3 separate regions of the Homo sapiens genome follow, and regions 1 and 2 are each linked to region 3. A link is a loop called in an ENCODE intact Hi-C map of the cell type or tissue named here. Cell type or tissue: chondrocyte. All regions are shown on one strand. Links, peaks and the distances in the headings refer to the core of each region. The heading gives the core; the rest is flanking DNA. Region 1 has its middle 97 kb from the start of MMADHC-DT. Region 2 has its middle 15 kb from the start of MIR9899. Region 3 overlaps KIF5C (kinesin family member 5C).

The links. Hi-C counts contacts between places; a loop is a spot of excess contacts. Peaks named below come from ENCODE experiments on the same cell type or tissue, not always from the same donor. Only the 100,000 strongest peaks of a DNase experiment are listed, where the experiment ranks them.
Region 1: it touches region 3 in a loop (5-fold over the local background); 4 of 110 quality-filtered maps call a loop at or near these places.
Region 2: a loop joins it to region 3, with 6 times the contacts of the local background. A loop is called at or near these places in 50 of 110 quality-filtered maps.

Annotation. Positions count from the first base shown.
Region 1 is chr2:149,484,669-149,495,748 of GRCh38, forward strand. It overlaps a transcript of LYPD6 not described here. Among named protein-coding and RNA genes, the nearest start is that of MMADHC-DT, 97 kb to the right of the region's middle. In chondrocyte, for the core only: a CTCF peak has its summit at 5,807 (motif pointing left); no DNase peak of the experiment used is centred there.
Region 2 is chr2:149,309,378-149,320,457 of GRCh38, forward strand. It overlaps the pseudogene FAM8A3P. Among named protein-coding and RNA genes, the nearest start is that of MIR9899, 15 kb to the right of the region's middle. In chondrocyte, for the core only: CTCF peaks have their summits at 4,251 and 4,476; no DNase peak of the experiment used is centred there.
Region 3 is chr2:149,010,174-149,021,253 of GRCh38, forward strand. KIF5C (kinesin family member 5C) reads left to right here. Exons shown (of 26, transcript NM_004522.3): 24 at 1-178; 25 at 1,397-1,510. The coding sequence ends at 1,503. Among named protein-coding and RNA genes, the nearest start is that of LYPD6B, 23 kb to the right of the region's middle. In chondrocyte, for the core only: CTCF peaks have their summits at 7,400 (motif pointing right) and 7,620; no DNase peak of the experiment used is centred there.

The DNA.
Region 1 (11,080 bases), core at 2,884-7,883, 470 kb after region 3:
ATTAGAAATGGAATTCCAAATCAAGAAACGAACATTCCAGCTCAGGCCAATCCTAGTGGGACCAAAACAAGGTAAGATAAAAAGAAGCACACCTAAATCAAACCAGTTGTAATGAGCAAATGAGTAATTTAGGTTAAAAAAAAAGGGATCAACAACTGCAAAAAGGTACTGCGTTTTTGGTGTTATTTTTTCCCTGTATCCCTCTAAGGATATCTTTAGTACTGCCCATGCCCAGACCACACCAAACCAAAGGTGGCAAAACCCAACAAAAGTTGGAAACTTAGCAATCTCACAACATCTACTTCTTAGCCTTGTTCTGTTTCTTGTCTTGGGATATCTGATATCCAGCCACAGTGTTTTGACTATGCATGTGGAGTGCCTGATATTAAACCTTCCATAAAGAGCCCTGTTAATTGGGTCATCACGGGCCCCTCAGCACAAGCCAAAAGGATTCGTAGCACAAGTGATCATAGTTAAGGGCCAGAGAGGAATGAAATGTTTACATCTTGAGATGGAGAAGGGGAGGGCATTCCTTATGCTCCTGAGGGGAGAAAATTTTGTACTTCTGTAATAAAATGGTACATTGGTAGACTAAAGAAAAGCAAGTTTTTACTCAGCATGAAACTGAGTAGAGTAAGGCACTGGAAAAAGCATTAAGGTGAATCACAATTGCAACTTTCTTATCAATTTAGTACACCTGTTGAGGCTAAAGGGTTGCAGATAGAGCAAGGATTGCAGTTGAAAGGGAATTGCTTTCAGGCGTTTGGAGGACAGTGATGTGGAATGCTCTGTAAGTACTCATTGCCATGTTGCATTGCTGGTCCTGTGCCACATGCTTTCCTCTCTACCTGTGAGCCATTTAGGGATTGGAAACATTTTTTCTAAGCTGTCAGCATATGTGGACCTGGAATTCTCACTCTCCAGGTCATGAAACCTGCTCTGTTTGTCTGACGCTGAGCCAGTGACTTTGGATCCTGCCAGAGCCCAGCAGCTCATCCTGTATTAATAGCACGGCAAGTCTTATGGGGTAGAGTTTCCATATTTATAGGTTTTATCTTTTCAAAGCATTTTAAGATAATTTCATTCCCCTAATGGCCCTGTCAGAAAGGTGAGCTCAAAATTAGCCCCATTTGAAAGATGGGAACATTAAAACACAAAATGTACATGGGAAGCACAATATGGAGCCAGGTTCTGCAGGCAAAGACACTATGGCCTAAAGGAGCCACCTAATCCCGCCAGACCTCAGGGTCACCAACTGGTGAAGGAGTAGACATTGAATCAGGGGTTTTAAAACATTTCTGGCTGCCATTCATCCTAATAGTTTGTAGTGTGACTCAATGCACATATTTCTAATGTATATAAAAATGCAACTGAAATACATTTCACAAAAAGATATAGACCTTCACAGTATTCATTATTATATTACACTTGAATATTGTCTCTATTCCATTCTGTTCCAGTTTACTATTTTTTAAAAGTCTTAATTTCAACACACCAATATTGATTTCATGACTCCACTAATGGGTTAAAACTTATAGTTTGAAAAACAGTGAACTATGTGATTATTAATGATCCTTTCAATATTTATTTCCAGTTATATACCTGAAGTCAAGAAATCAGGAACTCAATACCTGGTCTAAAGACCATGCCCCCTCACTGCTCAGGTGTTTCGATAAGGTAATGATCTCTTCCTGAATTATGAGTTCCACATTCACTCTTGTACTAACTCAAGTGTAGTCCTATAATCTTTCTGCAGTTCATTCGAATGTTTTTTGATGTGTTGATTAATTGTCTCACAAATATTCCTGTTTGAAAAGACAAATCTAGGTTCGGATTCAAGCTTCGCTAGTTAAAACACTCTCCCTAATCTTCTTCAATCTTCTGCTTGTAAAATGGGATAAATGAGCTTGTTGCGAGGGTCAGCCATCAGCAATGTAAGCCCATAGCATGTGCAGGTGCAGGCATGTGCGAGCATCAAATGAGCAGTCCTTTCTTGACGGGTGTGCTGGGCACTGTGCTGGCACTGGTGTGACAAAGACCATGACTTGGAATGCACCCCTAAGGGGCTCCGGTGCTTATCAGGCTCACCCTCTTTCTCTTTTTGTTTTGTAAACTGCCTTGAAAATTTACCAATATATCACATTTTTCTGTCAGCAAGTAGAACTGTAGGAAATAATTTTTAATGGTTGGTTAGTATTACATTTTATGATTGCGCCATAATTTATTTCATCATTTCCTCTTTCTTATTTTTTAGGTGTTTCTAGTTTTTTACTTTGAAAATCTTTTTATATAAAAGTAATGCATGAGCATTGAAATTTGAAATTGTTCTGTAGAAAAGTAAAACCATTCTCCCTTTCCACTCCATCTCTTCCCATTCTTCAGCAATAACTGCTATTAATAATTTCTTGAGTATACTTTTTAAATATTTTCTAATGCATATACAATTTTGCATGTATTTATATAATTATGTGAATGAATTCATATATACATGTAGAAAACAAGATCTGCAATATGCCTTTTAAAATTAGTACATATGGAACATCTTTTGCTGCTAGCACATGTAGATTCATTTTGTTTTCTAAGTGGCTGTATGTATTCCATTGTATAGATGGGCCATAATTTATTTAACTCATCCCCTACTTACTCAAATTCAGTGTGTTCTAAAAGTTGTGTCTAGATTTTGCTATTATAAACAATTATGCCATAAACATCTGTGCACCCTCTAGAGGTAACTGTGGGATAACTAATAGAAATGGAATTATTTTATGCGTTTATAGCTGTGTTCTATGTTACCAAGTTACCCTCTTGAAAGAGGTGCCAATTTAAGCTTATACCAACAGTGTATGAGAATGTCTGTATCTGCAAAGCCTCTCTAAACTTGGTATCCCATCAATATTTTATCTTTGAGATCTCTTTTTTTCTCATTTGGAAATATTAACAAGAATGTTTATGTTAACTCAGTGGAGAAAAGTCGGAGACATTTGGATAAGATGAGTTAATGCCCTTGCCCATTCTGGAATTATTTGGGAGGAAGGCTGCTCATGGGACAAGTCATTTTACCTTCCAGGAGAGATTCAACACTGGCCATTGACTATATGTGCAGCACACACTTCTTCTGAAGGCTTGAGGCATCTACCGTGTGACAGATCATGAATCAAATGACCTGCAAGCTTAGAGAGCCTTTCTCAGCCCTGCCACATGCAGCTATGTTGATGCTGATGTGACTGATTTTACTTCCTTCCCTTTATTCACCAACAGAGAGGTCGCTATCACACCACCAACTTCTGTTGCTTAGGTCCTGGCTTATGAAGAATAGACTCTGGGAGCACATTGGAAATCAACACTCTTGCCTTATGATGCAGGACAGATGCTGAAATTCTCTTAAGAGTAGCTTTATGATTATTTTCTTTGGAAACATGGATTAACTCACTTGCCATCTTCAGGCAGAAGAAAAACCTCATCCCCTCCCCACCCCACCCCATCCCTTTTAGATTCTGCAACTCTGTATTCTGAATTTTTGTTAAGAAAATCTACAAATTAGAAATATCATTTTAGGGACAATCAATATCAGGTTTCAATATAACAGCAACTGTTAAATAAGAGAAAATACCTACTTTCAAAGCCCGCATATCAATAAATAGTAATAATAAAGAAGTAGTAAAACTGGCTCAAGGAAACTAGCAGATTCAAATGAAAACTAGCAGATGATTCAAAACTAGCAGATTCAAATGACCAAATGTACACAGAAGCAGCAAGATTTCTATTGTTAAAATGTGACAAGGGACCTCAGAAATAATTAAACCAAACATCCTCAGTTCATTTGATAGAGGAGAACATGGATACACAAAGAGGAGATATGACTTATCCCAGGTCACATAGTAAGTTAGAGGCACTGTCGTGACCTATGATAATAGCAAATAAGAATGGCATGTTGAATTCTCAACAGCGTGTACATTTGGTATTGAAAGGGAATTATTTTTATGTACAGAATGCTCTTTTGTGAGCTGAAATAACGTCATGTATTGAATGCGCTAAAACCAAATGGATGCAATATCCAGTTTATTCTACATTTCCAGTGTTAATAGAGCATTTTAATCACTTTCTCTAGTCGAATTTCTTTCCTTCAGAGCAACACCCCTGCTGAGCACCATGTTTCCATGAAACGCTGTTGTTTTTTTCTCTGCAACTGTGAAACTCTTGTCTTGCTCCTCTGAAATAAGATAACCACAGGCAGGCTCTAGGCTACACCCACATTCTGGAAATATTTTATGAAAGGTTTTCCAACTTCCTAGAGAAGCTGCTGTTGTCGCTAATGGCAAAATCAACAGGGGGAAAAACACTTTAATTTGGGAAATTCTAGCACTTCCAACCAATGAGACTGGAAAGATAGGAAACAATCTGCTCTGCCCAAACAGCAAAGTTCTCCCTGGGAAGTTCAGTGGAACACGGCAGCTTGTCTTAGACTCAGAAAATTCTGGGTCTTTGGGATGAAAAAAAAAAAAATCAAAAGGCTTTTTGTCGGCTTGTGTACCAGAAACAGAACATTCACTACACGTGGGCTTGCAGAAGAAAAGAGGCCAACTCCGGGCACAGTTCCCTCCCACCTTCCACAGAAGCCGCTGAGCCGCACCCTGGTGCTTTCTGTGTGGGGCACAGTTTAGTTTATTATTATTATTAAACTCACTATCTGTCATCTTTCAGTAGGTTATGCCACGGTAGCCAACAACACTAAAAGCTTAGTGGCTTCAAAAAGAAAGGGTTTTTGTTGTTGTTGTTTTCCCTCCTTGCTCACACTATCAGCTGCAAGTTGGCACCATTGGTCTCCTTCATTCTGGAATTCAGGCTACAAGCGCAGCCTCTGTCTGGAGCATGCCATTCTCTTGATAGAGGGCAAAGAGAGCAAGATCGCTGTGGGGAAGCCACAATGCCTCTTAACACCTTCTGCTAGGAACACACACTTTCGCTTCCGGTCTCATTTCATTGGCCAAAGCAGGTCCCTTAGCCAAGCTGCTGTCAATACGGCAGCGCAGAGCAGCACACTCCCCCTCTCCTCCAACTGGGGACTCTGCAAGTCACGTGGCAGGGGCAAACCGAGTGGGGGAAGGGGCAGTGAACACTCGGGAACAACTGTGCTACCCACCATTCAGGTTAAGTCCCAGAAACGTTGCGCTCCTCAAAAATCAGAGGGGATGGGGCTCCTGCCTTTGACGTGTTCTGACCAACAGCTCTGAAGCCAAGGGGCATCAATATTAAGTCATGATTCTAAAAGTAGGGATGGGCTAAGGTCAAAGTTCATGGGAGGTGTGGTTTCACTCTATGCAACACGCATTACCCACCCGTCCCACCCTCGTCTTTTCCTCCTTACTGAAATAGGTAGGTTTGATGTGGTTTCTACGTTTTCCAAAATTGGACAAGATGGCAACAACAGAAAAATGTCAACAACAGAAAAATGTCTATTAGGATGTTTTCCATACGGCTGAGCCTTGGATTTTTTTTTATGAGGAAAAATGGTTTAAGTGGGTGATTTTGAGTGGTGGCTGTGAAAGAAAAATCCAATTTTGAATCATTTCTGAACCAATTTTCCCTACTTGTGTGTTTAGATAAAACAAGGAAAAAAAGCAAGACTGAAGATCAGCTGCTTTTTAAAAATGAAATGAGTCTACTTTTTTTTTTCTCATGAAAATCAGTTTTAGATGTTGATTCTGAAATGCAAGTCCAGCTCCAGCAAAGGGTTTTCAGTGGATGGTTTGTCTTGCCTTTTTTCCCGCTGGGATCTTCAGGCATTCAGTACCCTCATGCTGCCCTCTGCAGTACTCTGGGCCAGGAAGCTACAAAATTCAGCAAAAATGTAGGACACGTGTACTCAGGGCTAGGAACTATGCCAGCTGGAGCTGAAACGCTGGATCCCACACAGCCCCTCCCCTCAGAAGCCAGCAATCTCAGAGGGGAGACAAACAAGTAAACAAGAAATTATACTAGAGTGATGAATGCTGCAAGGTTGAGGTACAAAGAGAACTTTTCAAGTACAAAGGAGGGAAGTATAACTCACTTTTACAAAATAGGAAAGGCTTCCTAGAGAGGATGATTTATAAACTGAGAGATGAAGGATGAGGGGGAGCCAGCTAGGTGATAGGGAGGAGAGGAAATCCATTCTGGGACTCAGGCTGCACGCCCCTAAGTAGGAAGCAAAGGGTGAAGGGCTTTGTACTTTACTCGCGGCAGCATCCCTGACCACTGAGATAATGGGATGATGATGATGATGGTGATTGTTATCATTATTATTTTGAGACAGGGTCTTACACTGTCACCCAGGCTGGAGTGCAGAGGTGCGATCTCGGCTCACTGCAGCCTTGACATCCTGGGCTCAAGCAATCCTCCCACCTCAGCCTCCCGAGTAGATGCACCTGGGATTACAGGTGCATGCCACCATGGCTGGTTGGGTTTTTTTTTTTTTTTTTTTTTTTTTTTTTTGTGTGTGTGTGTGTGTGTGTACTTTTTCATAAAGACTGAGTTTCGCCGTGTTGTCCAGGCTGGTGAGCTTTTTATAATGGTGATTCTCATCCTGTTAACCTATCTCAGCTCCTGTTTTTGTGTTTTTTCAAAATTTTATAAACTGTTATAATTTATTTTTTATTTCGAATAACTAAAGATAAAAAAGTTTTTAAAAAGGATAAGATAAATACCCATGTACTTCCCATCCAGAATTAGCAAATATTAATATGTCATATTTCATTTGATTTTTAAAGAAGTAAACTATTACCAATAAATTGAGTTCTCTATCAGCCTTTCCCTGGTTTTTTCTTTTTATTCTTCTCTCCTCAGAGTGAAATGCTGTCATGAATTTTGTGAGTCAGGTTTTATATGTTTACTAAATATATATTAATAAACAACATTGTTTTGTGTAAGTAAATTTTACATAAATGATTTACTGTACATAATATTTTTCAAATTGAATGCTTCTCAACATGATGTTTTCAAGATCTACATATATACTGAGCTCCATTATATAAATATACCAGGATTAATTTGGCTGTACCACTGCTATGAAAATATGGGTTGTTATCAAGTTTGTTTTCTTTCTAGGAGGACTGCAGTAAAAGTGTTTGAATTAGGCTATTTATCTATTTACTTATGTTTACACATTTAAGGAGTATTATCTGAAAATGTGATTACTCAGTCATTGAGAACACACATTTTAAGTTTTGCTAGATGTTAATATCTCAAATTATTAGTTTCCATTTGTTTTCTTCTTGAAATCTTGGTGAGAATATTTCTTTCCTCTTGATCTTTAGTGATTGTGTGAGGTCCCATGTTAATGTATTTTAATTTGCAATTTCTCCAGTGAAGGAAGATCTATGCAGATATATACTCTTTGTTGCATGATTGGATATGATGTTTCTTCTCATCACCTTCCCTTGCCTTGGTGCTATTAAATGCATTTCTCATATTTTCAGATCCAACACTTTCTTCCCTCCACACTCTCAATAAATGACTTCACTTCTTATTTAAAGGAAAAAATATAAATAATGTGAAGAAAACAACCTGAAGAAGCACCTCCAGATTCACTAATATGTGATTTGTATACCATACCTGCCTTCTCCAGTTACAGAGGGGAGGTGTCCTTGCTTGTAGTTAAGGCCAGTGCTTCCACTTGTACCCTGAATCTCATCTCTCTTAATCTCTTCAAGTCCACCGTTCCTCTAATTTCCCCTGACCTCCTATATCGGGGGTCAGCATGCTTTTTCTGTAAAAGACTAGATAATACGTATTTTAGGAATTGTAAGTCTCATGATATCTGTCACTATGTTTCAATAAAATTTACTTTTAAAAGTAGGCAGAAGTCCGGATTTGTCCTGCAACAATTGTTTGTCAATTCCTGTCCTATGTCATCCATAATTTCTCCAGCTCTACTAGGGTTTTTTTTCCCATCAGTGTATAAGTGTGCTGCAATACCACCCATTTTAACAAATACTCTTCCAACTGTGAAGTTCATCATAATTTCTCATCTCAGTTCAAATGAAGTGAGAATCCATGTGGTCAGATGGAAAGTGCATTGTGATAGGAGTGAGGAGAACTGATCCTCCCTCTACTTCTGTTGCAAAAAGAAAGGAAAAGAAAAAATATTGACTTAGACCGACACCTCCCTCTACCACTGCCCCACTTCTCTACTTCCCTCTACAATAAACTCCCTAAAATGTTGGTCTGTCCTTGATATCCCCACTTCCTCTTCTCCCTTTCTCTCTTGAACCCGCTCCTATCGTGTTTGGTCGACCCTTACATGAAATATTTTTCCTAAAGTCAGCAGCCCCCATCTTGCCAACTCCCAAGGCCAATTCCCAGTCCTCATCTTCATCTCTTGGCAGCGTCTGAACTCTGTCTTCCATTGTCTTCCTTTTCTGAGTTCCTCTCATACCTTCTTGCCTTCTCTCTCTGACTAAATGCAGGAATGCCCCAGGCTCAGATCCTGGCTGTTTCCTCTTCTGGATCTACCCTCATTCCGCAGATCCTGTGTAGTGTCATAGCTTTAAATTACAGTTCTTTACAGATGACCCTCAAATTCATGTCATCTGTCCAAATCGCTCACCTGAGCTACACACACATCTTAGCTTGGATGCCTAAAAGTTAGCTCTATTAAACATATGCAAGGCTGGGCACGGTGGCTCATGCCTGTAATCCCAGCACTTTGGGAGGCCGAGGAGGGTAGATCACCTGAGGTCAGGAATTCAAGACCAGCGTGACCAATATGGTGAAGCCCTATCTCTACTAAAAATACAAAAAAAAAATGTAGCAAGCCTTGGTGGTGTGCACCTGTAGTCCCAGCAATTCAGGAGGCTGAGGCAGGAGAATTGCTTGAACCCGGGAGGTGGAGGTTTCAAAGAGCTGAGATCATGCCCCTGCCTCCAGCCTGGGTGACAGAGTGGGACTCTGTCTCAGAAAAAAAAAAAAAAACAAGGCAAAACGGAACCTCAATTTCTACCTTCTCAACTGTATTCTTCCCCAGATTTTTCCATCACAATGGCACCATCACTCATCCAGTAGTGCTGATGCAGGACCAAGGAGTCATCTTTAATACTCTTTCTCTCACATACTACATCTAATTCATCAGAAGACTTTATTATCTCTGCCTTCAAATTATATCCTGAATATGACCACTTCTAATCATGTGCATAGCTATTACCCTAATCCATGGTACATCCACCTCCAGGCTGGACTGGTGCAGCAGCCTCCTAACTCGTGTGCCTCTTCCACCTTTGTTCACATTCCATAAATTCTCAACACAGTAACTACAATTATCTTTAAATGATATAAACCCGATCATGTCATTCCCCTTTGGAATAAAACCCAAACCCTCCATTACCTGCCCCCAGTCACCTGTGTTCTCTTTTCTCCCACAACCTCTCTGTTGATTGTGCTGCTTCCCCAACCCAGGCTCTGCATTCATTTCTGCCTCTACTTCCTTAATTTTCTTTGTCTCTATAATGCTCATCATGACCTTCACACTGGCCTCATTATTTCTTCCTCGTCTTTCTTCAGATGTCACCTCCTCAGGCCTTTTTAGACCCCCATCTCCATTTCCTTATTTAGATTAATTTTCTTTTTTTAAATTATACTCTAAGTTCTGGGATACATGTGCAGAATGTGCAGGTTTGTTATGTAGGTATACATGTGCCATGGTGGTTTGCTGCACTCATCAACCCGTTATCTAGGTTTTAAGCCCCACATGCATTAGGTATTTGTCCCAATGCTATCCCTCTCCTTGCCCTGCACCGCCTGACAGGCACCAGTGTGTGATGTTCCCCTCCCTGTGTCCATGTGTTCTCATTGTTCAACTCCCATTTATGAGTGAGAAAATGCAGTGTTTGGTTTTCTGTTCCTGTTAGTTTGCTGAGAATGATGGTTTCCAGCTTCATCCATGTCCCTGCAAAGGACATGAACTCATCCTTTTTTATGTCTGCATAGTATTCCATGATGTATATGTGCCACACTTTCTTTATCCAGTCTATCATTGATGGGCATTTGGGTTGGTTCCAAGTCTTTGCTATTGTGAACAGTGCTGCAATAAACATACATATGCATGTGTCTTTATAGTAGAATGATTTATAATCCTTTGAGTATATACCCAGTAATGGGATTGTTGGATGAAATGGCATTTCTAGTTCTAGATCCTTGAGGAATTGACAGACTGTCTTCACAATGGTTGAACAAATTTACACTCCCACTAACAATGTAAAAGTATTTCTATTTTTCCACATCCTCTCCAGCATCTGTTTTTTCCTGACTTTTTAACGATGGCCATTCTAACTGCCATAAGATGGTATCTCATTGTGGTTTTGATTTGCATTTCTCTAATGACCAATGATGATGAACTTGTTTTCGTATGTTTGTTGGCCACATAAACATCTTCTTTTGAGACGTGTCTGTTCATATCCTTTGCCCACTTTTAGATGGGTTTTTTTTTTCTTGTAAATTTGTTCAAGTTCCTTGTAGATTCTGGATATTAGATCTTTGTCAGATGAATAGATTGCACAAATTTTCTCTCATTCTGTAGATTGCCTCTTCACTCTGATGGTAGTTTCTTTTGCTGTGCAGAAGCTCTTTAATTTAATTAGATACCATTTGTCAATTTTAACTATTGTTGCCACTGCTTTTGGTGTTTTAGTCATGAAGTCTTTGACCATGCCTGTGTCCTGAATGGTATTACCTAGGTTTTCTTCTAGAGTTTTTATGGTTTTGGGTTTTATGTTTAAGTCTTAATCCATCTTGAGTTAATTTTTGTAGAAGGTATAACGAAGGGGTGCAATTTCAGTTTTCTGCATATGGCTAGCCAGTTTTCCCAACACCGTTTATTTAATATGGAACCCTTTCCCTATTGCTTGTCTTTGTCAGGTTTGTCAAAGATCAGATGGTTATAGATGTATGGCATTATTTCTGAGGCCTCTGTTCTGTTTCATTGGTCTATATATCTGTTTTGGTATCAGTACCATACTGTTTTGGTTATGGTAGACTTGCAGTATAGTTTGAAGTCAGGTAGCATGATGCCTCCAGCTTTGTTGTTTTTGCTTAGGATTGTCTTGGCTAT
Region 2 (11,080 bases), core at 2,333-7,332, 300 kb after region 3:
TGTAATGGCTTCAAATTCAGGGAAATATTTACTTGCATTTACTGATTTATTATAAAGAATATAACCAAGGATACAAGTGAACAGCCAGATGAAGAGATACACAGAGTGAGATCTGGAAGGGTCCCAAGCCCAGGAGCTCTGTCCTGTGAAATTGGGATGCATCACCCTTCCTGCACATGGCCGTGTTCACCAACCTGGAAGCTCTCTCAACGCCATACTTTAGGGAATTTTAGGGAGGTATAACTGACCATTACCTCAATCTCTAGCCCCTTTTCCCTTTCTGAAGAATGGGGAGTAGGACTGAAAGTTCCAAGCTCTAACCATGGCCATGGGGGCTACCAGCTCCCATTCTGAAGCTAGCCTAGCCAGAAGCCTATCCAAAGTTGCCTCATTAGAACACAAGATGATTTTATCCCCCTCAGGAAATTCTAAGGGATTTAGGCCATTCTGTGTCAAGAACCAGGATCAAAGACCACATTATACAAAAGATGTTTCTAATACTCCTAGCACTTAGGAAATTACAAGGGTGTTAGGAGCTCTATGGCAGGAACCAGGGACAGAGACCAAATATATTATATTTTATTATGTTACAGTGTCTGACCCTGGAGTATGGTAGTTTTCTTGCAACTGGGCAAAGCGATGAGGTCACTGCACTACAATATTCTAGAGATGGTAGAATCTCAGATAGAAATGACTCTGTGAAACTGGGAACCAAGCAGCATAGCTTTGGAGGTCCCAGCAAAGATTCCCTTAGCTGAGCTTAGTGGGAGTGTGGAAGAGTGTTGGAGGGACTGTATGCGATGCTAGTTGTTTGTATACCCTTAAAGGCCTGAGGCATAAGAGAAAATAGCTCCACTTCAACTGAGTTATCTTCCATTTTTCTTGGCAATGTAAGATTGAGGTTCTTGTAAGATCCAAGAGTGTCAACTAAGCCCTGATAGCCAACCTTCCCATCAACCTTGGTAAAGGGGTGTCAGAAGCAGATTTCTTTTATTTAGAAAAATTAAGACATGCAAATGTCATTGTATTCCGGAAGCTATGGGGCAATTCAGATCTGTTTAAAGTCTCCAACAGGGGGACTCCCGGAGGCTGTGGAGGCAGCGCAGGCCCAGAGCCAGGCAGGGACAGGCCCTGAGGAGGCTCCTTGGCCGTCAGCCCACCTCAGGTCCATTGGCTGCCCCTCCGCTCCCTGCTCCAAGTCCCCGGCCGCCGCAGCCCACTGGGAGTCCTGCTAAGGGAAGCTGAGAAAGGGGGTCCTGGGAAAGCGTTCCTAGTGCTCCTGAGGAAAGCTGCGACAAGATGGCAGCTCCCAGTGGGAGATGGAGGCCGAGTCTCTCTGCTCTCAGGAGGCCAGGCTGCTGCCTTTCTAACCCAACCATCTGGCTCTCAGCCCTCACCATCATGGCAGCTCTCACCAGGTCTGCTGCCTACACAGACTATGGTGTTCCAGGGAGTAGGATCCTGGCAGTCGCAGTGGCGGAGGGCGGGAGCACCTTCTTAATGTTTCTGTGAGGGGCCAGGATTCTGCAGCAGGTGCTCATCCCAGCAGCTTCAGGCTTTTGGTTGTTGGTTTTACACCTCTGACAAATGACATGGCCAGACACAGGGTAATGTCTGAAAAAACCTCTGTAGAAGAGCAGGATGCATGGGGCATGCTGCAGCTCACATAGCAGCCGCCAAGCACATGGGAGCCTTCATCCACCCAATTTGGCCAAAGAAGCCCACATACTCTCCGTGAAAAAGATTTCCAGAAGCTATTGTGTCAAAGTCTCAAAATACACACACTCACAGAAAAAGCAAACAAACAAACAAAAAACAAAAAAACCACCAACACTAAAGGTCATTCTTGAGTCTGATTTGAAAACTAGGGTAAAATTCTGCAGAAATATTCAAGTGGCAAGCTAACATCCTAATAGCCACATCTGTAGGTCCTATCCATCATGCCAGGGAAAATGCCCCATTCACAAGTCCTCAGCTTCTGGTTCTAGTTTTAGGGTTTGCTCTATAGTTAAAGGTAGAAGGTACGTTACCCACTTACTCTTATTCACAGATCTGAATATGGAGGTCAGCAGGGGAAAGTGACATGTCCTAAGTTAGAGTAGAGTCAACAAGAAAACAAGACAAACAATAACTGAGCCCCTAGTGTATACTGGGCATTGGCGAGCTGCTGGAGAAAACACAGTTCCTTCTTCAAGGAGCTCCATCCTCTTTGCAGGCAGGACAGGTTTCCCTGCGGCTGAAGGAAGCTTGAAATTAGGATAATGAGGTTGAGCAGGGAGGGGCCACCACGCTGCCCTGAGAGGATCGTGTATGGACACAGAGCTGTGGCATGGCCCGGCTTTGACCCTCTAGCTGTGTTGTGGGGTGAGGTAGGTGCTGGAGTGGCCTCCTGCTTAAGATGGAATAACAAGGAGCAGATTTACCTTCCCACCTGAAACAACTAAAAACTTGAACAAAATATATGAAGCAAACATTTTCAGGACATTGGACATCAGGCAATGAAGGCCAGTGATATCTGAGAGAGAGGAAACAAATGAGGTGAGCCCTGTAAGTGCCCCCAACTTATTGCCTAGAAACAGTTTCGAAGTGTGGTCCAGGGAGGGTAATTTCCAAGTATTTGAAAAATAAGTGACACACCTATACATTATCTATGGATCAAAACAGAATTTGAAATGGGAATTAAAAAGTATTTTGAAGTGAAAGAAAATGAAAATGTAAGATATGAGTATTTGTGGGATTCCAATAAAGCAGTGCATAGGAGGAAGTTTACAGCACTCATCCCCTATATTAGAAGAAAGGTCTCAAATCAATGACTTCAGTTTCCACCCAAGAAACCAGACAAACAGGAGAGAATTAAACCCAAAACAAGCAGAAAAAAAGGGTTGGGCTTTATTATAACAACAATTAGCTGTGTGACCTGGGCAAGTATTGTTCTCTCTGGTTCTGCCTGATTTTATCACTTGAAAAATGAGGATTGTAAACGATATTAGTGTTTTCCAAAGTATGGGCCTGCTGCACAAGAATCATAAGGGAGTTGGTAAGAAATGCTAATTTCTAAGCCCTGCCCCAGATCTAGGAAATCAAAATTTCTGAGTAGGGCCGGAGAACCTTTCTCTCTCTCTCCCCTTCACACACACACACACACACAATTATATATATGTTATATATGTATATGGATACGTATCTGATATATATAACATATATATTGGAGACAGGGTCTCACTCTGAGGCCCAGGCTGGAGTGCAGTGGCACAAACATGGCTTACCACAGCCTCAACCTCCTGGGCTCAAGCAATCCTCCTGCCTCAGTCTCCCCAAGTAGCTGGGACCACAGGTACTGGCCACCTCTCTTGGTTAATTTTTTTTTTTTTTGTAGAGATGGGATCTCTCCATGTTGCCCAAGCTAGTCTCAAATATCTCGGCTCAAGGAATCTTCCCATGCTGGTCTCACAAAGTGCTGAATTTACAGGCATTAAGCTACCAAGCCCAGCCTGAGAATCTGTATATTTAAACACAATAGTAATAGAATGTTCTAAGAGAGAAAGTGTCCTCCTTCTTGGTGGCATTCTGTTCAGTGACATGACTTCTGAAGAGATGCAAGGTAGGCAGTCTCAGCTCTGAACAGGAGGGGGTCTCAGCTTCATATAACCTCTGTCCACCTGTAACTCAAGCAGTTCAGTCATCATGGAAGACTGTAAGAGCCTAGACATGAGGATAGTAACAATGGCCAGGATGGACTAACCATAGGGATCTTTCATTCATCTTATAATATTAGATAAGCCTCATAGTCTTATCATCCCTTCCGAGGTAGGGGAAGGAGTCTGATTATTACATAGGCTGGTTCCCAGCTCTTCCAACAATGTGGGAGCTGATGATGTGATTTAATTTGCTTCATTTCATTTCTGCCTATTTATGTTCCATAATTTATTTATTTAATGTATAAATGCTTTATTATGTCTTTGAACCACATCAACAAATTTATTCTGACCTATTTTCAGGCTATTCTCTAAAATAATTTTTATTCGGGTGAATTACTGTTTCTGAATTATACTACCAAGTCTTCTGTTCCTTGGCTGTCCTTTGAGAAATTAGACTTCTTCATGTGTTTTTGAACTTTGGTTTGCAGGCTCATTTTGAGCATCCCCTTCAAACTTTTCCCTCCCTAAGAATTTAGTGGTTTTCTTTACCTAGCCCAGCCCTTTCACTCCTAAACCAGAATCAGGTTTACAATCCAGCTTGGGATGTACTGCCCCTAGGGGACATTGTGGAGTATAGCAGATCCATTACCGAGTCTGCATGGTGCTGGCTCGGTTCCTGGGAGTCACACTTCGTCTTCGCCCTTTGTCTCTTCAGGTTTGCAGCTTCATCTGAAGCCATAGTCATAATAGAGCAGCGAGCGTTGTTTGCCTCTGGCATCACATAGGAAGCCTGGCTCTGCTCCAGGTCTCACTCACATTTAAAACTCCTTTTCCCATAGGGACCAAACCCTCAGTCACTAGTGTCTACTTCCAGAGCTCAGACAACCCACGATTTATGGTTTTCTTTTGTTTCTGGTCCACGGAGATGTTTATCTTGTACCAGAGCCTAGTTAGATCTTCCCGCTTTTTTTTTCTTTTTAAAAAATATTTCATCTGTCATTGCTTTTTGTTCACAGAAGGTGAATTCACTGCATTTTGATCATTATAAAAGTCTGAATTAATTCATTTGAAAATGGTAAATAAATGACATTTCTTTCAAGCACAAGTCTCTGGAGTGAGATCCACATCCTCTACAACAACATAAGAAATCCTTGTGGAAGACACCTCTGATTAACTCCTATTTATTCCTCCACTTGACAGAGCCTGAGCATCGATATCTTCTATTAATATTTGTGGTATGTTGTACAAGTTGGTTCTTGTTGATTTGCTAGAAATGTTATGTGTGTGCATGCACCATTCTCCAAATAATCTGCCAACCGCTTAAAATCAGGGACCATGACTTATCATTAAAGTGTTCCCTAAATGACATATTTTCTGGTAGCCACACACAGTAAGCTTCAATATAAATATCAATTATCTGATTGATTTACTCCAGGTATCCCAAATTTTCTTAATCAAGTGCACTATGACGCTTAATAAAAATATTTATATATCCAAAGGTAATGTTGAAATAAAAAAATGGACAACTATATACAACATAGAAATGTGTACACATATTTGACACTTTCGGGGGGGATTTCCTTGCTACATGCTTTGAGAGTTAGTGCCTATTGACCTTCAACTTGGAAAACATTGTACAGTTATTTACAATCCATTTTGCATTTATACGGAGACAGAAAAATTCCCCATGAAAGGGGCCTCCAGCCTTGCCTATCAGGAAGTCAGCTACCTGTGACCAGAGAGCCTGAGTACATTTTTTCTGGGAGCAGGTGTTAACCCACCCCCACTAGTTAAGAGCCTGCAGGGCCCCTACCTTTGGGAGATAAAGAGGCAGTCTGTGTGGGGTCCCTTCTCCTCCACAGAGCCATTTGTTACTGGGGTTACACCCCCTGCAGGAATCTTTCAATGCTCTTTAAATCGTGGGCATGCACAATGCACCTGACCTTGTTCAAAGCCAGGGGTTGCACTGCCCCAGGCAAAGACTGAAGAAATCCAACAAAATACATCTTACCAGGCTTTTTCTACTCTGTTGCATGGAAAGGCTCCTGTGTCTGACAACCAAAATACTTGTTAGTTTTCCCTTTTTTTCTTTTCACTCCAATAACTTAATTAATGCACACCATCAGTTGTTCATAATTCAGCAATAAGAATCTTTCCTTTGATAAGATGCAGCCAGTGGGAAAAACACAAAACTTTGTATCCTCTGCATTTTAGATCACTTATTTAGTTCTGAGAAGAATTTTTTTTTGGCATGTGCGCCCCTTATGGAATCAGGAATGGACTTTGTGCAAAGAAAGCATGTTTTATCCTGTAGAAAGAATAAAACCCTTTGGAGGGTGGCATTTACTCAAGGGAACAGATGCCTGCAGGGTGTTCTCCTCACGGTGGGGGTGGCTGGTGACAAGGTGTGACATCTGCAGAAGAAATACAGGCAAGCACTTTAGCCCCCAAGTACTTCCCAGTAGAGAGTGGGCTTACTCACAACACAATAGTCGAAATCTGGCTCATGCTTGTTAAGCAATTCACTCAGAACTTTACCCACCCAATGGTATCTGTATTTTAATTACAGGAAAAAGGACTTGAAATTTGTGGGAGGCTACCACTTCCGCCACATACTCATGCACACACGTGCAATTCCTTGCTGAGAGTGGCAAAGACAATAAAGGAATTCACTGTAGGAGGTGTGTTCATGTATCTGTATGAGATTATGAGGGATACTTAACAAAAGTGGCATTTGCTAAGTGATTGAAAGATTATCCTTATACTCCAGGTTTCTTTTCCAGTTTCAGCTTAGGCTCACAAAGACAAACTAGATAGTTCCTGCATTCTGAAAACCCTGTGAAATGGACTGGTTCGAACGGGCAGTTTATAACATGATACTTTTAGATTGGAAGGCCCAGTGAGGTGAGGATCTTGAAGTACTCACTCCCTGAGAAGTTATTCTCAAAATGAAAACAGTTTAAATAGGTGGACAGGAACAGGTATTTATGAAGCAAAGAGTTAGGCTAATTTTTGCTTGGTCTCAATCATATTTAACATAGGGAGAGAAAAGTATTCCTGGTCCCAGAATTGGTTAGCACAAGACATGGGAATTCTATTGGTTTCAATTCTTGGGACTGGGAGGGACCTCAGGAAGATGGCATAATAGCATTCTCCAGGTCCATCTCCCTGCAGGAACATCAATTTGAAAAAGTATCTATGCATGAAAATACACTCACAAGAGCTAAGGAAACCAGGTGAGAAAATACAGTACCTGGGCATAGTGATTCTTGTGACTCATGAGGAAAAAATTATTTTAAAGTATATTCCTGTTATTTTCTTTTTTTTTTATCCAATTTAGATAACATGGTCAGTCACTTGAATAATGATCTTACTATCATAAACACTTCCTTGACTACTATCCTGTTGTACTAGCCCACAGAGTGCTAAACATGGAGTAATTCTAAACTGCAGTTACTTTTGCACCAACCTAATACAACTTGTAATGAAGATTGTTTTTCATATCTGGTTCCAACTGTCTGTTGGTGGTGGCTTTGAGCAGCAGTGTACAAAGAAACAAGCTGAGCTCAGAAGAAACAAGTGCATGAGTGGATCACCCTGTCTATTATGGACACAAGTGGAGAGTAGTGAGAGGTTCAACTTTATACTTAAGTCTCAAAATGTCTATCTCTATTGTCTCTATTGGACTTCGGACCTGCACATTCAACTACCCACTGGGTAATCTTATCTGGATGTCCCAACTACCTCAATCTGTACATGCCTAAAATTAAAATAAAAGTGGGTTAACTGATCCATCAAATTGGCATCATGATCCCTATTAGCATTGTGTTCCAGGCAGCCATTACCACATTTCAGATTAGTACTCAATTCAAAATAAACCCTCTTTGCCATCTGACTAAGGAAACTTGCTCTGATGGTGGAATTATAGGCATCAGCAATGGGGGTAAGGGAAAAAGTTGATGGGATGGTGGAAACGCAGTGTCTTAAAATCTTACCCATTTCACCTTTCCTGGCCCTGAGTACAGAAATAAGATCACAGGGAAAAATTCAAACTATGCTTGCTCTCAAGTGGAGTGATAGAAACTAGAAAAAATGAAGGTAATAAAACTTTTAGACTTTCTTTACAATATCCTATTTAGCTTATATATATCTGCCCATCTCCCTTAACTTCCTCTCCTTAGCCCCCAATATTTTTATTGTCAGATGGTCATTAGGACAAAAGCTTATTTATCTGAAGAATTATAGTGTCAGTCCCATGTAGGATGGTCTATGTGTTTACGCAAAAGTGCTCCGTGACACAAACAAGACACTTACGCCCCTTAGTTGCCTTGAGACATAAAACTGATTGATGTCTCAAAGCAACTAAGGGGTCTCTACTGGTAGCCAGGATTACCGTTTCCTTGTAGGAAAACTGGTAGAGAAAATTGAGTTCTTATAATAAATTCCATAACAGCAGCTTAGCTGTAAATGATTTTTTAAAAGTCATTTGACTGTGCAAACTGGTTAGAGCATAAATATTTTAATGATATTTCAAGAGCTTAATGTCAACCATCAGTGTCCAATAAATGAAAATTACTTTTAGTGATACATCTGGAAATATGATGGTTTTTTGAGCCAAAGTCTCTCAAGCTTTGCATAGAATCTGAATTTTTATTTTTACTCTGTGCCTGTTATATAAACTTCTTATATTTGTTAGAGGAAAAGAAGATAAATTGGACACTACCTGGGATATTGAAAAATGAATAAAATGTTAAGACATGTTAAATTTATTGTTGGCTCATTGAGGGAAAGAAAGTCAATAATTTATTTAAGAAAAACAATTTTACTTAAAGAAAGGGCAATATTTTAATAAGCAGAAATAGGAGAGGGAATATATTTTCAAATGAAAGCAGCACCACTGGAATGAAAAATGTAATGTGCCAAAGTCGCTACTTTGAAGGGGAGCGTGCTCATCTGAATGTAAAATCTTGTTATATTCCTGTAAAACCCTAACTTTATTTTCATTCTTATCTGTTTAATCATTTAACTAATATTTATCAAATACCCACTCTGTGTAATGGTGTTGTGGGAGGAAATTGTGGGGCCACAAAGACCCCGGTGAAGGAACGCCAGAGCATGTGAAAGCAGAAGATGCATCATCAAAGGATACCCGAAGATGTCTAAAAGAAGCTCGGTGGGAAAGCTGAGTGCTTGGAAGAACCAGGGTAACAATGTGACAAAGTGAAAGCAGACATTCTGCTTAAGTTCTTTAAAGCATTTGTTATGAAGTGGGGGAGTAAAAGTTAGGACTCAGAGTTTGTTATCACTTTTTAGTACAGTAAGGCAGTTTTGCCCATGGTTCCTGGAACAGGGACTATGGAGTTGGATGAATGGGAGAGAATTGGAAGAGATTTTTTTTTTTAATTATACTTTAAGTTTTAGGGTACATGTGCACAATGTGCAGGTTTGTTACATATGTATACATGTGCCATGCTGGTGTGCTGCACCCATTAACTTGTCATTTAACATTAGGTATATCTCCTAATGCTATCCCTCCCCCCTCCCCCCACCCCACAACAGGCCCCGGTGTGTGATGTTCCTCTTCCAGTGTCCATGTGTTCTCATTGTTCAATTCCCACCTATGAGTGAGAACATGCGGTGTTTGGTTTTTTGTCCTTGTGATAGTTTGCCGAGAATGATGGTTTCTAGCTTCATCCATGTCCCTACAAAGGACATGAACTCATCCTTTTTTATGGCTGCATAGTATTCCATGGTGTATATGTGCCACATTTTCTTAATCCAGTCTATCATTGTTGGACATTTGGCTTGGTTCCAAGTCTTTGCTATTGTGAATAGTGCTGCAATAAACATACCTGTGCATGTGTCTTTATAGCAGCATGATTTGTAATCCTTTGGGTATATACCCAGTAATGGGATGGCTAGGTCAAATGGTATTTCTAGTTCTAGATCCCTGAGGAATCGCCACACTGACTTCCACCATGGTTGAACTAGTTTACAGTCCCATCAACAGTGTAAAAGTGTTCCTATTTCTCCACGTCCTCTCCAGCATCTGTTGTTTCCTGACTTTTTAATGATTGCCATTCTAACTGGTGTGAGATGGTATCTCATTGTGGTTTTGATTTGCATTTCTCTGATGGCCAGTGATGATGAGCATTTTTTCATGTGTCTTTTGGCTGCATAAATGTCTTCTTTTGAGAAGTGTCTGTTCATATCCTTTCACCCAATTGTTGATGGGTTTTTTTTTTCTCTTGTAAATTTGTTTGAGTTCATTGTAGATTCTGGATATTAGCCCTTTGTCAGATGAGTAGATTGCAAAAATTTTCTCCCATTCTGTAGGTTGCCTGTTCACTCTGATGGTAGTTTTTTTGCTGTGCAGAAGCTCTTTAGTTTAATTAGATCCCATTTGTCAATTTTGGCTTTTGTTGCCATTGCTTTTGGTGTTTTAGACATGAAGTCCTTGCCCATGCCTATGTCCTGAACGGTATTGCCTAGGTTTTCTTCTAGGGTTTTGATGGTTTCAGGTCTAACATTTAAGTCTTTAATCCATCTTGAATTAATTTTTGTATAAAGTGTAAGGAAGGGATCCAGTTTCAGCTTTCTACACATGGCTAACCAGTTTTCCCAGCACCATTTATTAAATAGGGAATCCTTTCCCCATTTCTTGTTTTTGTCAGGTTCGTCAAAGATCAGATGGTTGTAGATATGCGGCATTATTTCTGAGGGCTCTGTTCTGTTCCCTTGGTCTATATCTCTGTTTTGGTACCAGTACCATGCTGTTTTGGTTACTGTAGCCTTGTAGTATAGTTTGAAGTCAGGTAGTGTGATGCCTCCAGCTTTGTTCTTTTGGCTTAGGATTGATTTGGCAATGCGGGCTCTTTTTTGGTTCCATATGAACTTTAAAGTAGTTTTTTCCAATTCTGTGAAGAAAGTCATTGGTAGCTTGATGGGGACGGCATTGAATCTATAAATTACCTTGGGCAGTATGGCCATTTTCATGATATCGATTCTTCCTACTCATGAGCATGGAATGTTCTTCCATTTGTTTGTATCCTCTTTTATTTCATTGAGCAGTGGTTTGTAGTTCTCCTTGAAGAGGTCCTTCACGTCCCTTGTAAGTTGGATTCCTAAGTATTTTATTCTCTTTGAAGCAATTGTGAATTGGAAGAGATTTTTTTTTAAAAAGGTGTATAAAGACAGAGCAGTGACGGGTACCACGGAGGGTGCTGCTGAGGCGATGATAGCAGAGGGGCCCAAGGAAGTCCGAGGCTGTCCTCTGGGGCATGACGAGGGCGGAGGGGACCAGGAGCCCGTCCCTTCCCTGAGGGGCCCTCCTGCCGCCATCCCATGCCCCCGCGCCGGCCCCCAGGCCACCGCCGCTGATGGGTCGGAGCCACCCCGCGGGCTCAGGAGGAGCCGGGAGGCGACCTCGGGCTCCCTTGCGG
Region 3 (11,080 bases), core at 4,471-9,470:
AAGCTGGAGAAGCGGCTGCGTGCCACGGCGGAGCGCGTCAAGGCTCTGGAGAGCGCGCTGAAGGAGGCCAAGGAGAACGCCATGCGGGACCGTAAGCGCTACCAGCAGGAGGTGGATCGTATCAAGGAGGCCGTGCGGGCCAAGAACATGGCCAGAAGGGCCCATTCAGCCCAGATCGGTACGTGCGTGCACAGTGGCGCCCGGGGTTTGAGAAGCTACTGCGGCCTCTCAGCTCAGATTTGCTAAAAGGTGAAGACAGCGCTGGCCCACTCTGGAACATCTGAAAGGCTGGGTTGGAGCCCGCAGGACGCAGCCCTCACCGCACCCTGTGCTCACCCTGTGGGAATGGGAATGTCAGGCGCCCCCGTTATCCTACTCTGAGATATTCCAGCATACATCGTGGTCTCAAAACTTCTGAGCTGGGCAGAGAGAAGCCAGCCAAGGCTGTAGGCCTAGGTCTTGGGCTATAAATGGGTACACTCTTAGAAATACTGGAATAGGAGGATATTTCTCTGCAAGGTGTGAAGGGCCCTGTGTTCTGCACCCGGTGGGAGCATGAAGGAGCCCATATGTAGCCAGAGCCCCAGGGAAAGCCTCCAAGTGCAGGTTTGGAAATACCCCTGGAAGAGCCAGGCTGGCATCCATGACAGGGTGTGGCTACAGGCTGGCACAGAACCTGGGGAGGTCTGGAGTCTCAGCCTCTTCAAGACCTGTATGGATTTGGGCATTTTGCCCATGTAGGAAATGAGGGTGTAGCCAGAGTCCTGGTTCCCAGGATAGCCATAGGGACAAAAACAATTTAGGAATATTCTCTAAACAGCTTCTTCTCCTTTTTTTTTTTTTTAAATTGAAACATCTCCAATAACATGTAATTTATTTCCCATCAGATATTGCTGTGTAGATGTATTGCAAACCAGCAGTTTCACGTTTCTAGTTTTAAATCATACCTTAGAATAGTGGTTCATTGCATGTGTAGGATTTCATACCCTTTGAGAATCTATTAAAAGCTATGGACCCTCTCCCCAGAAAACAGCATCACAGGCAGAATTCTGCATCCAATTTCAGGGGCTACACAGATATCCTTGAAAGTCATGGGGAACCTACGATCCATTTCAGATGAAACTGAAAATCTTTTTTTCTAACTTTTCTTGGCCCAAATTAGAAATGAGCTAATTGATGTTTAAGTTCTTTCTGTCCCCTAAATATTTGGATGCCTTGGATTTGCTAAGTATACTGATAGTTTTCCCATTTTCAGAGAGATCTGGTGGTTGATAAGAATTGTACTGTTGGTAAGAATTGTGACTTTTAGTTGTCACAGGTGACCTGTAGATATCAGGGTTGCTGTTAAGACTTTTCTAAATGTCTGTTCTCTCTTCTTTCTGTTGGTTGGATACAGCCAAGCCCATCCGCCCCGGACACTACCCGGCCTCATCTCCAACGGCCGTCCATGCCATTCGAGGGGGAGGAGGCAGCTCTTCAAATTCCACTCACTACCAGAAATAAATACAAAGTGAGTCCCATGTCAAGGGTGGTTTCTCTATCTGGAGGCAGAGGCTTCTTGCCTTTCCAAAGCCCCTGCCTGGCAGTGGACCTTGAGTAGAGAGGAGTTCTGCTCTACTCCAGCACACACCCTGGGGGTTCCAGGTAAACAGAGACCCAGACCTGTCCTCACTTAGTCCAGAGCCCTGGGGTCTTCTAGCTGAGGCTGTCTGGGGCCCATGGGACCTGGAGCCAGGCCCGGCCTAATCCCCTCCAGGGGTAGGGGTGGTGAGTGATTCAGCCGAGCTTTGTTTTGCCTGTGGGACTCCCCTCTTTAATTGGCATCCCAAAGGGCATTACCTGTTTGTCAACTGCTTTACCCACAGCAGACAGAAGTTGGGGGTTGCTTTAAGTCTCAGGAACAGAATATAAAGAAAGAGCCAGATAATAGAAAGTGATGTTTTTATGTTTACTATCTGAACTCAACAAGTGGGGATTTTAAGAAGATATCTAGATGAGTCCAGGATGCTTTTTTCTTTGAGATGGTGGTCTGCAAGCTTCTCTACCCACAACCCATGTGCACGACATTTCTCTCCCAGCAAAAAGAAAAGGAACGAGTGATATTCTTTCCAAAAGAGAAGAAGCAGAGAGCGAAAACTGTCATCCTGATGGAAATGGAGAAAAGAGGTTACTAGTTGGGCGGGCAGACAGATGACTAGGTGACCAGAAAACTTTGTTTAGATAAACTCTGACTTTGAACATGCAGATGGGAAGAGGTGGCTCTGAACATTGTCCTTGGACTCTAAGCCCTTGCTAGGGTAGCTGGCTCCCAAGGCAGGCAAGCATGCAAGGTGTGAAGCCTGGACCCCTCCTCATCCAGTCCTTTCTGCATCAAGGCAAGAAGGTGAGCAGGAGGGGCTGGAGCCATCACTCAGGGTCCCGGCATCGCCCAGGCATAGGCTAAAACTTCCAAGGGAAATGCTTTGGTAGTTGCCCCCACACAACTTTTACCTGTGCTGCCCCAGGCAGTGCCAACGAGCAGGCCAGGGGCTGGTCAGAGTAGTGGGAACAGGAGGGAAGGCGGAGGCAGCCCGCGGGCGGGCAGTGTGCCTGCCATCATCTGCCATCTTCTAGACAGGAAAATGGGAAATGGTCTTGGCGGTGGGCCACCCCATTCCTATCTAATCTCTGCTTCCAATCAGAAATAGAATGAAACTGGAAGTTAGAAAGTTGCTTTTGACTACATATTGTCAGTATCGAGGCTGATACCTGAAGGGAACTCTAAGATCCAGCTGGGCAGCTTAGAACAGAAAAGCCTGAAGCAGTGGTCATCGAACTTTGGTGGATGTGAGCATCCTTGAGCACCCAGAGGCCCAGGCTCCTTAGAAGAGGAAGGGCCTGGGCTTTGTTTGTCTTTTTAACCAAGTACTCCAGGTGATTCTGATATTCATCGAAGTTTGAAAACTCTCCATGGTTTATACAGGATGGCGGTTTACGTCTGTCTTATGTAAGGGAAATTTGAAGGTGGTACATCAGTAGTTAAGAATCTCCACAGTGAAAACAGAAACCTAGCCTCTTAACTAGGTTAAGCACGTGCCTGCCTCCTGAACTCAAGGCCAGCTCAAGGTCACCAAATGACTTCAGTTTCAGCCATCATGCCTACATTCCAACTTTAGCAACCAGAGAGGAAGCAGAGAAGAGGCAAAAGCAGCCGTCCTGAATGAATCTCCTTTAAGTAGCCTTCCTGAAGCCCCATGCAATGCTGATGCCTCCCTTTCCCTGGACAGCACTGAGCCACATGGCCACATCTAGCTGGAAAAGGTAGTCTTTTAGCTGGGCACATCACTACCCCAAAGAAAGGTAATGCTTTTAGAGCAAGGACAGGGAGAGTGGATGTTGAGGTGGGCAGCTGGCATACTGTGCATTATGGACCACCTAATATGCTGCAGCACTGGGCTAGATGTAATATAGGCATCACCTCATTTGATGAAAGCACACATAGAGGTGTATGTGTGTTTCCCAGCAAGGCCTTACTAAATATACTGGTCCAGGGATTCTGGGGTCCAGAGATTGTGCAGTGGGACAGTCACCTTCTTCATGGGTTCCAACAAAGGTCTGCCAGTCCCATATTTTATGTAGGCTCCAAACAACCAAATGCTGGCCATTCATCACCAGTGTAGCCTCTTCTCATACAGAAGAGTGAAAATCAGTAGGTCTGGGGAGACTTTCAAGACCTTCGGAGTGAAAGAACCACCCTCACCCATTGTGGCATTTTTTTTTAATTTTACTTTAAGTTCTGGGATACATGTGCTCAATGTCCAGGTTTGTCACATAAGTATACATGTGCCATGATGGTTTGCTGCACCCATCAACCCATCATCATCTTTTCGAGATGGAGTTTCACTCTTGTTGCCCAGGCTGGAGTGCAATGGCATGATCTTGGCTCACTGCATCCTCTGCCTCCTGGGTTCAAACGATTCTCCTGCCTCAGCCTCCCGAGTAGCTGGGATTACAGGCATGTGCCACCATGCCCAGCTAGTTTTTGTATTTTTAGTAGAGACAGGGTTTCACCATGTTGGCCAGGCTGGTCTTGAACTCCTAACTTCAAGTGATTCCCCCCACCTCAGCTTCCCAAAGTGCTGGGATTACAAGCGTGAGCTACTGCACCCAGCTGGCAATTTGTTTCTTTACTCAAAGTGTTACAAGTGGTTTTGATGGTTTTATCTGAATTCAGAGCCTCCTTGACATACCTTCTCCACACAGCTTCAGACACAGCTTCTGTAACTAGGTGCTTCTCTCACCAGGTTACAAAATAAACAGGCCCCCTCTTACAGCTCTCAGGATGGCAGTGTGGCTGAGGGGACTGGCATTGGACAAGGGACCTGGGTTCAGGTGTTAGGTCTTCCACTTCCTTCAAGTTACTTAAACTCAGGTCTGTTTCCTCATATATGAAATGGGGAAAATCTTTTATGTTGGTCATTGGCATTGACAGAAGGCTTAAATGAGGTCATGCTTCTAAGCCCATAACAATTGCTCAATAAAAATGTTAGCTGCTAGTATAGATGAGCACTGCAGAAGGTGGTAGTTGATACATGTTGGTTTATAGTGTCCTTTAATTCATATAGTTGTTACTAAATGGTTTTTAGTTCCTCTATAGCAATAAATCCTGGCGACTGGATAGGGAAGGCCTATTTCTAACTGAGTATCCTAGTTGTTGCTATGAACTGACATAAGGGCTTTTAAAGATAATATTGGCCGGGCATGGCGGGTCATGCCTGTAATCCCAGCACTTTGGGAAGCTGAGGTGGGCAGATCACTTTAGGTCAGGAGTTCAAGACCAGCCTGGCCAACATGGTGAAACATCCTTCCCTACTAAAAATAGAAAAATTAGCTGGGCGTAGACATGCACACCTGTAACCCTAGCTACTTGGGAGGTTGAAGTGGAGAATTGCTTGAACCCAGGAGGCAGAGGTTGCAGTGAGCCGAGATTGTGCCACTGCACTCCAGCCTAGGTGACAAAGTGAGAGCCTATCTAAAAAACATATATATATAATTTACTTATCTACAAGCTATGACTATTTTTAAGAAATGACTGGGCATTTGTCAGTGGAGATTAAAAAGGGGTAGTAATCAACAGATTCAGGAATTGCAATTGAAAAGTAAAGAAATGCTAAATCCTTTTTGAAAAGTAATTGAAAATATGGAATTCATTGCTTAGATGAGAGCAAAGCCTTTTTGAGACAGTCTTTCCTGACCTTTGGGATTTTCATTCTGAAGTATCTCTTCCCTGGGTAGAAATGATCTCAATTGTGTCTTCCCAGCCCTCCTGTGGAGTCAAAGCACATATTCTTACAGCTGGATATCTTTGGAATTTCCTTCTGCTTCATTTCAGGGTTCAAGAATTATAGCCATAATGAGTATTTTGGTTTATTCTCAAGGTTTCAGAGCCTATGAAGATGCCAATATACAAAAATCAAAAGAACCCAGGATAATGCTGGCTTTGATCTTATCTGGTTCAAATCCACAGGGGGCTGCCTCAGGAGGAGATGATCTTTTTCAAACCCCAGAGCTACATATGGGGCAGTGCAGTGCAACCATGTGACATTGGGCAAGTTACTTGATTTCTGTCAGCTTTAGGTTTCCTACCGGCTAAGTGGGATCAGGCATTGAGAGCCTAGCTCTGTACTTGGTTTCACAGTGAATCAGACAAGAAGGCTGTGTTCTTGTCCAGTGATATGCTTGTTAGGGGAAGATGGACAGAAAATAAGGTAACTTCAAGTAGTGGTAAGTGCTCAGAAGAAAACAAAAACAGGCTAATGGAATAGGAACACTGTTTTAGAAGAGGGGGTGACATTTAAGTTGAGAACTGAGTGATGAAAAATGCCAGGCACACAGCAACCTGGGAGAAAGTGGTTCGATGATCACTCAAAGGTAGGAATGAATGAGGGTTATTTGAGGAATGTTACCAAGGCTGATAAGGCAGTAGCTCATGGATCTGGGAGAACCCATCTTCATTAGAGTGGATGGGGAGGGAGTTGAGCCCAAGTAAATGAAGGTGTTGAAGCTGTGGGCAACTTAGATTGTAGCCTAGTGTGAGGGGCCACTGGGGCTGTGGGCGTGGAAGCAGTGGGAGCTGGTTCATGATTAGACAAGGCCACTCTGGGCTGGACCCTGAAGAAGGGGTAGGAATGGGGTAAGCACTGGGGGTTGCCTAGGGCGTCACTGTAGGTGGCCATGGGGGAGGGTCCGGTACCAGACCCAGGTGGTGGCAGCAGGGGAGAAGTGGCCTGAGTCAGTGCCTGCTTAGAGCTGATTCAGCTGTCAGGCTTACTGATGAGGGTTGAGAGCAAGAAGAGGAGGAAGGAAGGGAATCAAGGTAGTTCCTAGATTTTTGTGGGCTCTAGCAGTTAGGGAAACATTGGTCCCTTTTTAACCATGCCAGGGAAAATCGGGGGATGAGCAGGTTTTGTGGGAAAGCTTGGTTTCCATCATGTTGCTTATGTGCTGCCTCTCAGACATCCAGCTGAGCCCACCACGCAAGTGGGTGTGTGGAACAGGTGGCTGGATCCGTGGGTCTGGAGCACAGGAGAGAGGCTGAGGTGAGGCCAGGGCTGGAGAGTTGTGACTTGTAGATTGTGTTTATGGCCACAGGTCTGAAGGAGGCAACCTAGAGAAAAGGTGGGCACAGCAGAGAGGGGAGCTGAGGGGCGAGTTGGACCAGGCCCAGGCACTGGAAAATGGGAAGGCCAGAGAAAAGAGGTGGCACCAGCAGAGGGGCCTGAGGATCATGTGGGGGCACAGAGGTCAAGTGAAGACCTTGACCCTAGAAGGAAGGTGGTCAGCTCAGAGCTTGAGTAAGATGATGACAGAGACTGGGTGGTTGAAGAAGGCCAGGTGGCAGTGACCTTAGCATGGACTAGACAGACTAGGTGAGGAAATAGAGCCGGCAGCTGAACCCACTTTGGGGGTTTTATTTGAAGGAGATCAGAGAAATGGAGCGATGTGGTGGTAAGGTGGGGCTGCGTTGCTTTTCTGTTGTAAGATGGGAGATATTACAGCATAGTTGTGTGCGATGGTGATGGTATAGCTGAGCTGGGCAGAGGAGGAAGCACAGCTGTGGGTGGGCGGTAGATGGGGTGCATTGGGAGGCAAGATCCAGGTCACCTTAGAGCTTGTTTTCTCGTGCAGGCAAGAAGCCAGATGATCAGCTGAGAGAGAGGGAGGAAGCAGGGTCTCGCTCTTGAGACCAGAGACGGTGTAAAATCAACCTCTCAGGCAGTGCTGAGTCTTCTTTGCAGCCCCACACTTAATGTAGACACCTGATTAAACATCTGCCCAGCTCCCTCGTTTTGAGAGCCCTGGAGATCCACTTCCTTTCCAGGCAGTGCTTTGGCAAGCCAGGGGACTTGTTCAAATGTCTCCACCAGATGGCGCCAGTAGGGCATTGCTGAAACCTTAGATGTTTTCTGAAAGACGGAAGGCAGAATGGTCTTTTTTCTTGGTTTTCCTATATTTAGACCATTTTATCTCAAACTTGAGTAGTAAATAGAGTATTTTGAAAGGAATACAATTCTCACAGATCCCCAGAGTTGATTTAAATTATTTTATTATAATACAATTTGCACATTGTAAACAGTATACATTCCCTACTTACAGATCTTATACAACTGTCAAGTCAAAACAAATTTAGAAATTAAATCGAAATAAAACCACAAATAAAAAGTCCAAACCACCAAACTTCACATAATTTAATGAAAGAAGGGCTTTTTCTGAAAATAAAGAGCTAGGTGCAATGCGACCCCGGAGTGCGTTGCTTCTTGTAGAGTTTGGGATGCCTGTTTTTTGTGTGTCGTGGTGTGACTCAATTCTTTCACTCCTGTACTCCCAGCACTCTGAGAGGCTGAGGCAGCAGGATGGCTTGAGCTCAGGAGTTTGAGACAAGCCTGGACAACTTAGCAAGACCTTGTCTTTACTAAAAATAAAAAAATTAGCCAGGTGTGGTAGTGCATGCCTGTAGCTCCAGTGACTTGGAAGGGTGAGCTGGGAGGATCATTTCAGCTGGAGAGTTTGAGGCTGCAGTGAGCTGTGATCATGCCACCACACTCTAGCCTGGGTGACAGAGTGAGATTCTACCTCAAAAATAAATAAACAAATAAAAACAAATACATGAAGATTAGCCTAGTGCCTGGCACTGAACAAGCACTCCGTGCTCATCTGTGTTGTCCTCATCACCTGATCCTGTCTCCTCATTCTACATCCCAAAGAGGCGGGATGAGCTGTCAAGATCCCATAACTATGAGTGGTAGATCCTGGGCTAAGAGCGATGATCTTCTCTGCAACAGTTCTCAAAGTTCTTGGCCTTAGGACCTTTTCTCCTCTTAAAAAGGATCAATAGACTGGGTATGGTGGCTCACGCCTATAATCCCAGCACTTTGGGAGGCCAAGGCAGGAGGATCACTTGAGGCCAGGCGTTTGAAACCAGCCTTAGCGAGACTCTGTCTCAATAATAATAATAATAAAATAAAATAAATTAAAAATTAGCTAGGTATGGCAGCTTACGCCTGTAGTCCCAACCACTTGGGAGGCTGAGGTGGGAAATTGAGCCCAGTAATTTGAGGCTGTGGTGAGCCATGTTTGTGTCACTGCACTCTAGTCTGGGTGACAGAATGACAATCTTTCTCAAAAAAACAAACAAAAAAGGATCAATGAGTTTATATATATATATATGGGTTATATTTATTGATATGTATCATATTAGAAATTAAAGCAAAATATTTAGAATACTGCCGGGTTCATTTAAAAAATAGTAATAAGCCCATACATGTTACCACAAATGTGATTTGTAATGAAAATAACTATTTTCAAAACAAAAAATAGCCAAATGGCATTGTTTTACATTTTTGCAAATCTCTTTGATGCCTGGTTATTTAATAGATGGCAGCTGGATTCCCCCAGCTGTTTCTGCATTCTGTCTGTTGCGGTGTGCTGTTTTGGTTGAAGTATATAAAGATAATCCCCCTTTGTCACACCAGACAAGATTCTTGGCCATTGGACAGCTAAGAAAACTGTGGAATGGGGAAGTTGGGATCATAGTGCCCGTATCACAGGCTTGTCTGGGATTGAATGAGAGAATGTGAAAGAAGAGAGAAAAAAGTCTTAGAAGAATACCTGGCAAAAATTAGGCCCCCGTGCATGTTAGCTAATGTTAAAGTGGTCATGGGGACAGACCTGAAAAGACAGCTGAGGTGGGACTGCAGGGAGAGAGGACAGAAATAACTGTAGGTAGGTGCTGCTATGGCAGAGGACTTTGAAACTGGCAATCTCAACCCAAAGAAGGGAATTGTGGAGCACCCGGAGGCAAGAATTCCTGATTCCATCTACAGCACAGTAGGCTCCTCCACTTTAATACTCCTCAGCTTCATGGTTCTCAGAGTCATAAATTCAGAGCAACTAAAATTGTTCCTCCACAGCAGATTGTACCAAAGCTCCAATGAGATAAATCCACTTCTATTCAGCAGTGATAAGTAGAGTACAATTGGTAATTCTTATAATGTGGGGATTGAATTATAAAAAGGCAAAAGAAAAACTAAAACTATGTACTGTTTGGATTAAGCTTAAATCCACTGCAAGCAATTGCAAAAGCCCAAGTTGGGTGTGAAAACGGTCTCTAAATACTTCTTGCAAAACCCTTGTATAATTAACTTCCTTCATTAGCTTTCCCCACCCCTTCTAAAGAAAGGTGATTTTATTTCCTCCTAAATCTGGTCACACGTTGCCACTTTGAATTACCATCTCCAGTTTGGCAGAGTGCCAGGGGAAGTCCTAGAGCAGGTCAGTTGGTCCAGTCCCCTGCCTCTAAGTGAGTGAGTGGCTACTTGGAAGAGAGTCAACAGGACTGGGTTTTAAAGATTCTCCAGACTCCTCAGTCTCTCTGGGATTAGAACAGACAGAAATGCTTTATCTCAGGGCAAAACCATTTACCTTTAAAATTTATATCTATTTTCTCCCATGAATTTATCTAAGGATATGAAGATCCAGATAGTGGGAAGGATGGATGAGAGCATCCTGCTGGAATCCATGTTTCTTGGGCCTGCTGGAAAGACTTCTCAGCAGACAGGCCTGTAGAGATCCTTAACTGGGGATGAAGAGGAACGCTGCATCCTAGTAAAGAAAGGACCCTTCATTGGCAGAGTTCCTGTGCTTTTCCTCTCCTTTCTCACTCTCCTTGAGGTGACTAAACTAAGCAGGTGGGGCCTCCTTTGTGGCCCCGTGTTTCTTCCAAACTATGAGCCAAAACCTGCTGAATCTTGCCCAGCGGGGATCGGGGGCTTTGACTGAGAGGCCTTCCAGGGGGAAATTGTGTCACTTTATGGTCTGCTGGAGTTATTGAGGCCGCCCCATTGCATTTGTGTCTAGTGCTTGCTGTGTCAACACGGTTTGGCTGCAAACATTGCGTCAGGCCATAATCCCACAATCCAAGGTATGTGCTGGCACCTCTCTGCCTCCAGGCACGCAGAACGGCCATCTCATCCGACCAAGGGGATCTTATCTGACCAGGGGGATAGCGTGCGTGGAGAAATGAACCTGTGAGAAAGTGAAATGGCAGTTTCAGTGGTGGCATTCAGGCAGGCACTCCTATTGGTTTTCAGCTCAGAATGCATTTTAAATAACAACTATGACCATGCTTTTAGGTTTTTCACTTCTAATTCTGGCAATAAGCCCAAAATTTCACCAGAAAGGCCATGTTCTTCCCAAAGACATCTTACTCTCTGTGACTTCTAAAAATGACAGAAATATCACCCTCTAGGGTTGTTTAAGCCCTTCTTAGTTGTGTAGCTTTGCCACTGTGGGTGATTATACCAAATGAGTTCTGTGAATATTTTTTCTTGTCAGTGAAGAGGTGGTTTTGTTTTTGTTTTTGTTTTTTTGAGACTGAGTCTCACTCTGTCACCCAGGCTGGAGTGCAGCAGCATGATCTCGGCTCACTGCAACCTCTGCTTCCCAGGTTCAAGCGATTCTCCTGTTTCAGCCTCCCAAGTAGCTGGGACTACACATACAAGCCACCATGCCGGGCTAATTTTTGTATTTTTAGTAGAGATGG